Linked DNA regions of Homo sapiens: region 1 is linked to region 2. Evidence: chromatin contacts called from ENCODE Hi-C or POLR2A ChIA-PET data. All regions are on one chromosome and are shown on one strand. The core of a region is the stretch at or near the end of the contact, and the rest is flanking DNA. Distances in the headings are between cores, read along the strand shown.

Region 1 (2,700 bases), core at 46-2,545, 190 kb before region 2:
ATATCCAAAGAAAAGGCAATCAGTATGTTGAAGAGATACCTGCACTTCCACGTTCTTTGTAACACTGCTCACAATAGCCAAGATATGGAATCAACCTGTGTTCATCAATAGTTGAATGAATAAAGGAAATGCAGTATGTATATACAGTGGAGTACTATTCAGCCACAAAAAAAAGAATGAAATCCTGTCATTTGCAGCGGCATAGATGGAACTGAAGGTAATTATGGTAATTGAAATAAGCCAGGCACAGAAAGACAAATATAGCATGTTGTCACTCATATGTGCAAGCTAGAAAAAGTTGACCTCATGGAGGTAGAGAGTAGAATGATAGTTATTAGGGGCTGGAAGGGTAGAGGGTAGAAGGGGATGAAGAGAGGTTGGTTAATGAATACAAACATACAGTTAGATAGAAGGAATATGTTCTAGGGTTCGATAGCACAGTAGGGTGACTACAGTTAACAATGACATATTGTATATTTCAAAATAGCTAGAAGAGAAGATTTGGAATGTTCCCGACACAAAGAAGTGATACATGTTTGAGGTCTTGGATATCCCAATTACCCTGACTTAATACGCATTGCATGCATGTATCAAAATATTACATATAGTCCATAAATATGTACAACTATTACATATCAGTTTAGAAATAGGTGACAGCCAAGGAAGAAGGGCCTCCAGAGAGCCCGATGGGCCAGGACTGTGTGAGTAAATGAGCTTCCTGAGATTACCTGAGCCTTGGTGCGTTCATCTGCGAGTAGGCCTCTTTCCTGAAGAGAGAATGGAGACTGAAGGGTCTGTGCCGCTCCAGGTGATGCAGACAGAGCCCGCCGGGGCAGCGCTGGCCACTCTCCCCCCACTTTCTGCTGTGCACCATGCTGACTCAGCCACAGGTCTGCCCCCAGGACACTGGGCCCTAGGGAGTCTCTGAGAAGCAGTCATTGGTCTTTCAGCTCATTATGAGCCAATGGCTGGCGTGCTTGTCTCGTGGAAATAATTCCTTTATTCCCAATGCTCCAGTTTTCTGATGGCTTAACCACATGGATGGGTGTTCCTTTCTTTTCCTGGACAGACGATGGCATCGTAGCACTTCCTTAGCATACAAAGCACCCGCAGCATCTTCCCTTGTTTGATTGGATCAGACATGCTGGAAGAGTCTGAGGTTTAGGGTTTTGCTTCTAGTTCTGGATGAAACAGATGAACGCCATAATCCCTATTTTTCCTAAAAGGGAGACATGAAAATCTTGCGTTTATACTAAAAAGTGTTCCCATCTCATTGAAATTCAGGCTTGAACTATCCACCCTGAACACGTCCAGAAGCCCTTTCTCTAATTCTGGAAGCAGTGATCTCGGGAGAGAAGTTTTCCATCTGTCTCCTTATGATGCTAAGCTGTTAGTGCAGTTCATTATTTATTACATCTCCTGCTTTATGTTAAGCCATGATCTTCTTTTTTGCCATGTATTAAGAATTCAGTCGGGTTGGTATAAAAATAGGGTTGTTATCTGTGTCTCCAGACTGACTTTTGAACAGCATATTTTTTGGGGTAGGGGAGGTGGTTATAATTATTCCCAAACTACTTTCATTCTTATCCAATACTTAATATTGACTCTGGCTATTCACTATAATACTGCTTCTTATCAGACATGTGCGTGGCCGGAGTGGCAGTAAAGAGATACGTCTTCCGAGGCCCTGCATGTGTCTGTAGGGCTGGAGGACATTTGCTCCCAGAGGCAGAGAGATGACATGGGAGAATGTCAGCATATCAAGGCACAGCATCTCACAGTCATAGCAAATCCGGTCTCTGAATAGGCAGTTTGTGGCATGTGCTTTTAAAATACAAACTAACAGACACAACAACTGGCATTCCAAACATCTCCTGGTCCTCCAGGGCAGATGGTGCCAAGGCAACGATGTACTTATCAGAGCTAAGCTCCCCAGGCTCATGTGGGGAAGGGAGCTCTGGACTCTAACTCCCTCTTTGCCATCAGGGTTCAGCTCCCCCTTTTCAGCCCCGGGCCAGGCTGTCTGCAGCTAATGGGCAGAGGGAATCCTGGCCTACCAGCCTGCAGGGACATAGCTGAGTGCACCGCCATGGGGCAGGAAGGCAGTCCTGCACAAGACAGCCCCATGAGGGACAGAAGGAGGAAGGCACTGACACCATGGCCCCCTCTTTCCCCCAGTCCAGTCGTTATTGTCAACTCTCTTCTTGGTAACCCCTGGCCCCTCATGTCCTGCTCACAGAGGCTCAGGGGTGGTGAAATTGCCTCAAAGGGTGGTTATTTTATTGAAATAGAATCAGATCATTTTCCATCCAGCATCTTGTTTGTAGAAATATCCTATTAGACACAGAAAGGAAAAGATCAGTATCTTTTACACCATAATTAAAATATCACTTTTCTCAATGAAACATTATCTAGATTATCTCACAAAACAGCATTGCTTACAACATTGCTTACAAGCCTTATAAATGTGAGGCTGCCAGCTAGAACACTATAGAAAATGTTAGTTATTGCACCATCTCCCACAGTTGTTCTTTTGATGTGCTGGCTTGGAATAAACAGACTTATCTTTCCTGTCATACAACACTGTCCTTAATTTAATGGAGATGTTATTAAGATAAAATCTCTATTCAATTCCATATTGTACCATATTAACACACACAATTAGTAATGCTTTATCAGTTATGAAGAAAGATGATGACT
Region 2 (2,700 bases), core at 172-2,671:
TGCCTTTTCTTCTTCCTCCTCACCCTCATGGCTCCAGGTCCATGCCCAGGGAGCATGTTAGCATGTTGTCAGGTCTCAAAGTATCTGAAAAGATTGTCTTCTCTGTGGCCAGGCTGCTTAGAGGCAGCCTGATATAAACTGTAAAAAGGGGGAGAGTGTTTCTCTGTGTCCTCTGCATCCACTCTTCATGCATTTGCTCCAAACCAAATCTGCTCTTAGGAAGGGATCAGACGAACCTGTTTAGAGTGAGGTAGCAATGATAGGTTAGCAGTGGGTAAACCACATAAATGAAACTTTAAATGAGGAATTCCACCTTGTTAAAGAAGTAAGGTGGGCCAGGCACAGTGGCTCACGCCTGTAATTCCAGCACTTTGGGGGGCCAAGGCAGGCGGATCATGAGGTCAGGAGATCGAGACCATCCTGGCTAACGTCCTGAAACCCTGTCTCTACTAAATATACAAAAAAAAAAAAAAAAAAAAAAATTAGCTGGCTGGGTGTGGTGGCACATGCCTGTAGTCCCAGCTACTCGGGAGGCTGAGGCAAAAGAATCACTTGAACCTGGGAGGCGGAGGTTGCAGTGAGCTGAGATCACCCTGCTGCACTCCAGCCTGGGCAACAGAGTGAGACTCCGTCTAAAAAAAAAAAAAAAAAAAGGAAGCAAGGTGGTATGGAGGTATGGAGAGAGTAACATAACCGCCTCTGAATATACTCCCAAAGGCCACTTACTAGTAATCCATGTATTTTGTACCTCTAAGCCCTTCTTCTTTTCCATCTCCTTAACCTGCCGTTTTCTCAAGCTCAAAGCTGGTCTCCTGCAGGAAACAATGCTGATTCCTTGTGCTACCCCTGCCAGTGCCCTGACCACAGGCTGCTCACATTGTTTGATTGTGAATTGGTGCCCTTCTTCCTTTTCCCCATTCTCCTTGCCCCAGACTGTTGTCTTCTCATCAGCAGGATGGCTCAATCACGACCCTGTCTCCCTAGTATCTGACACAGTGGTATTCAGAAAATGCTTTTGGACGAAAGTGAATTGTGTTTTTGTTATTTGAAAAGGACTGTATTTTAAAAACATGCAAAACATGATAACTTTTTCCAAAAGATAGGTGAGAGGTGGTTCATTCTCTTCTCCTTGAATTTGCTTATTTCTTAGACTCCCCACAACCCTGGAGACATATCAGTAGTTTGGATAGTTTTTTAAAAATAAGAATAAAACATTTTGATGATTCTAGTCAAGGGATACAATTGGCTTCATATACCCTTGCCTAAAAGTCTCCTCCATGGGAAATGCAGTTTGCTTGGAGCGAGTGCTCCAAGCAAACTGCATTTCATCAGATTTCATCAGGCTGCATGTGGATGAGTGCAGTGGGAAGGAGGTCATCCCCCCCTGGCTGGCTGGGTCTGCTGAATCAACCTGTGACTCAGCCAGAGGGCAGGCTGTCCTGGCTCCAGCACCTTTCTCACCAGTAGGGCAGCCTAGGGAGAGATTGGAGCAGGCTAATGAATGGGTAGCACTTGATAAAAATAGTGACATCAGTAGCCCTCGCTGGGCAACTTTAGAATCTTATCATTTTTTATTTTTTTATTCACTTCTCTATCTTCCATTCCACAATTCTAGGTTACATAGGTCTGCTTTGTGTGTGAGCTGTGGAAAGAGACTGATTTCTATCCTTTGTCAGTTGGGGGCTGTAAAAAATTATAACAGCTGAGACTTTATTCCAGAATTCTCCTTATGGTTCTCTCTGTCTGACTGGGAAATAGCTTGCCTTATTTCATTTATTCCTGTTTTGCCTCTGGGGCTCATGTTAACTACTTCTCACTACTGGGCTTGTCAGACATCAGGGTTTAAGAGGTGCCACCACTTCTTGGCTCCAGGATAGCTCCTGTTCTCTGGGCAGAGCTGAGTAAGGTACTTTGGACATTGCTGTTCCTTTTACACAGTGTGTCTTTATGACATTGTTTTGATGATCAAACTCTTATCCTAAGTTTCTTGATCTTTAAAAGAGTTAACCTAGTCATAATATTCACCATCAGTGTCTTTCTCCAAGGGGCATTGTGAGGATAATTAAGGGACATATAGGTGAAATGTTTTGAGCTCAATGGAAGAGAAAAGCCATCGGGCTCATAGATGTTACTTTTATTTAGTTTCATGCTGTTACCGTATGATCAAGAATAGATGAATTTTGGAAATGATGACAGTTTCATGTTTAGACGTCTATTTCTACTTAACCACCATAATTGGCCTTGGCTGGAGCTCTACAAGATACCGCAATTTATAGATTAAAAACAAATAAGTGAGAAATGATCAAAAATGTTTTCACTACATTTTTTATTTGCTATTTTTTTTAATTCTAAAAATAAATAGGCCCTTTAAAAGGAGTTGATTAAAAAGGTTTATTTTCTGGGAATGTTATGCATCTGCAACAAATGATAAATAATATTGAAGCAGTTGGCTACCTCCACTTTCATGCAAAATAAATAAATACATTTGGTGACATACATTTGAGGAATGTGATTTTTGTAATTTTTATGGAAATAGGAGCAACTTTGCAGATGATAGAAATTTTTACCATCTGCTAGTAACAAAGAAACATAACTCATAACGTGCAACACATTTTGAGTTTAATGTATATGTTGGCATGCCGGGAATTGGAATTCTCTTAGACCTAAGTCAGCCATCCCAGGGGAAGCTGACCTGACTTT

Evidence for each region. A loop is a pair of places that touch in the nucleus more often than their neighbours do. ChIA-PET counts read pairs that join two places held with the same protein, here RNA polymerase II (POLR2A).
Region 1: a map of esophagus muscularis mucosa shows a loop between it and region 2 (2.1-fold over the local background). The contact joins the promoter of LINC01104 here to the enhancer-like site in region 2. A Hi-C loop is called at or near these places in 1 of 168 maps with a recorded cell type or tissue (esophagus muscularis mucosa). POLR2A ChIA-PET finds 5 or more read pairs at or near these places in 1 of 52 experiments (PC-3).

What each region holds. Positions count from the first base shown.
Region 1 is chr2:100,206,849-100,209,548 of GRCh38, reverse strand. It overlaps LINC01104 (long intergenic non-protein coding RNA 1104), which reads right to left and starts at 1,295. Exons shown (of 3, transcript NR_103730.1): 1 at 729-1,295.
Region 2 is chr2:100,012,737-100,015,436 of GRCh38, reverse strand. All of the region lies in intron 4 of AFF3 (ALF transcription elongation factor 3), which reads left to right. Among named protein-coding and RNA genes, the nearest start is that of AFF3, 130 kb to the left of the region's middle. Within about 2 kb of position 1,421, at least 2 of the 41 ENCODE cell types and tissues checked have a DNase peak (open chromatin) inside an H3K27ac peak, as active enhancers do.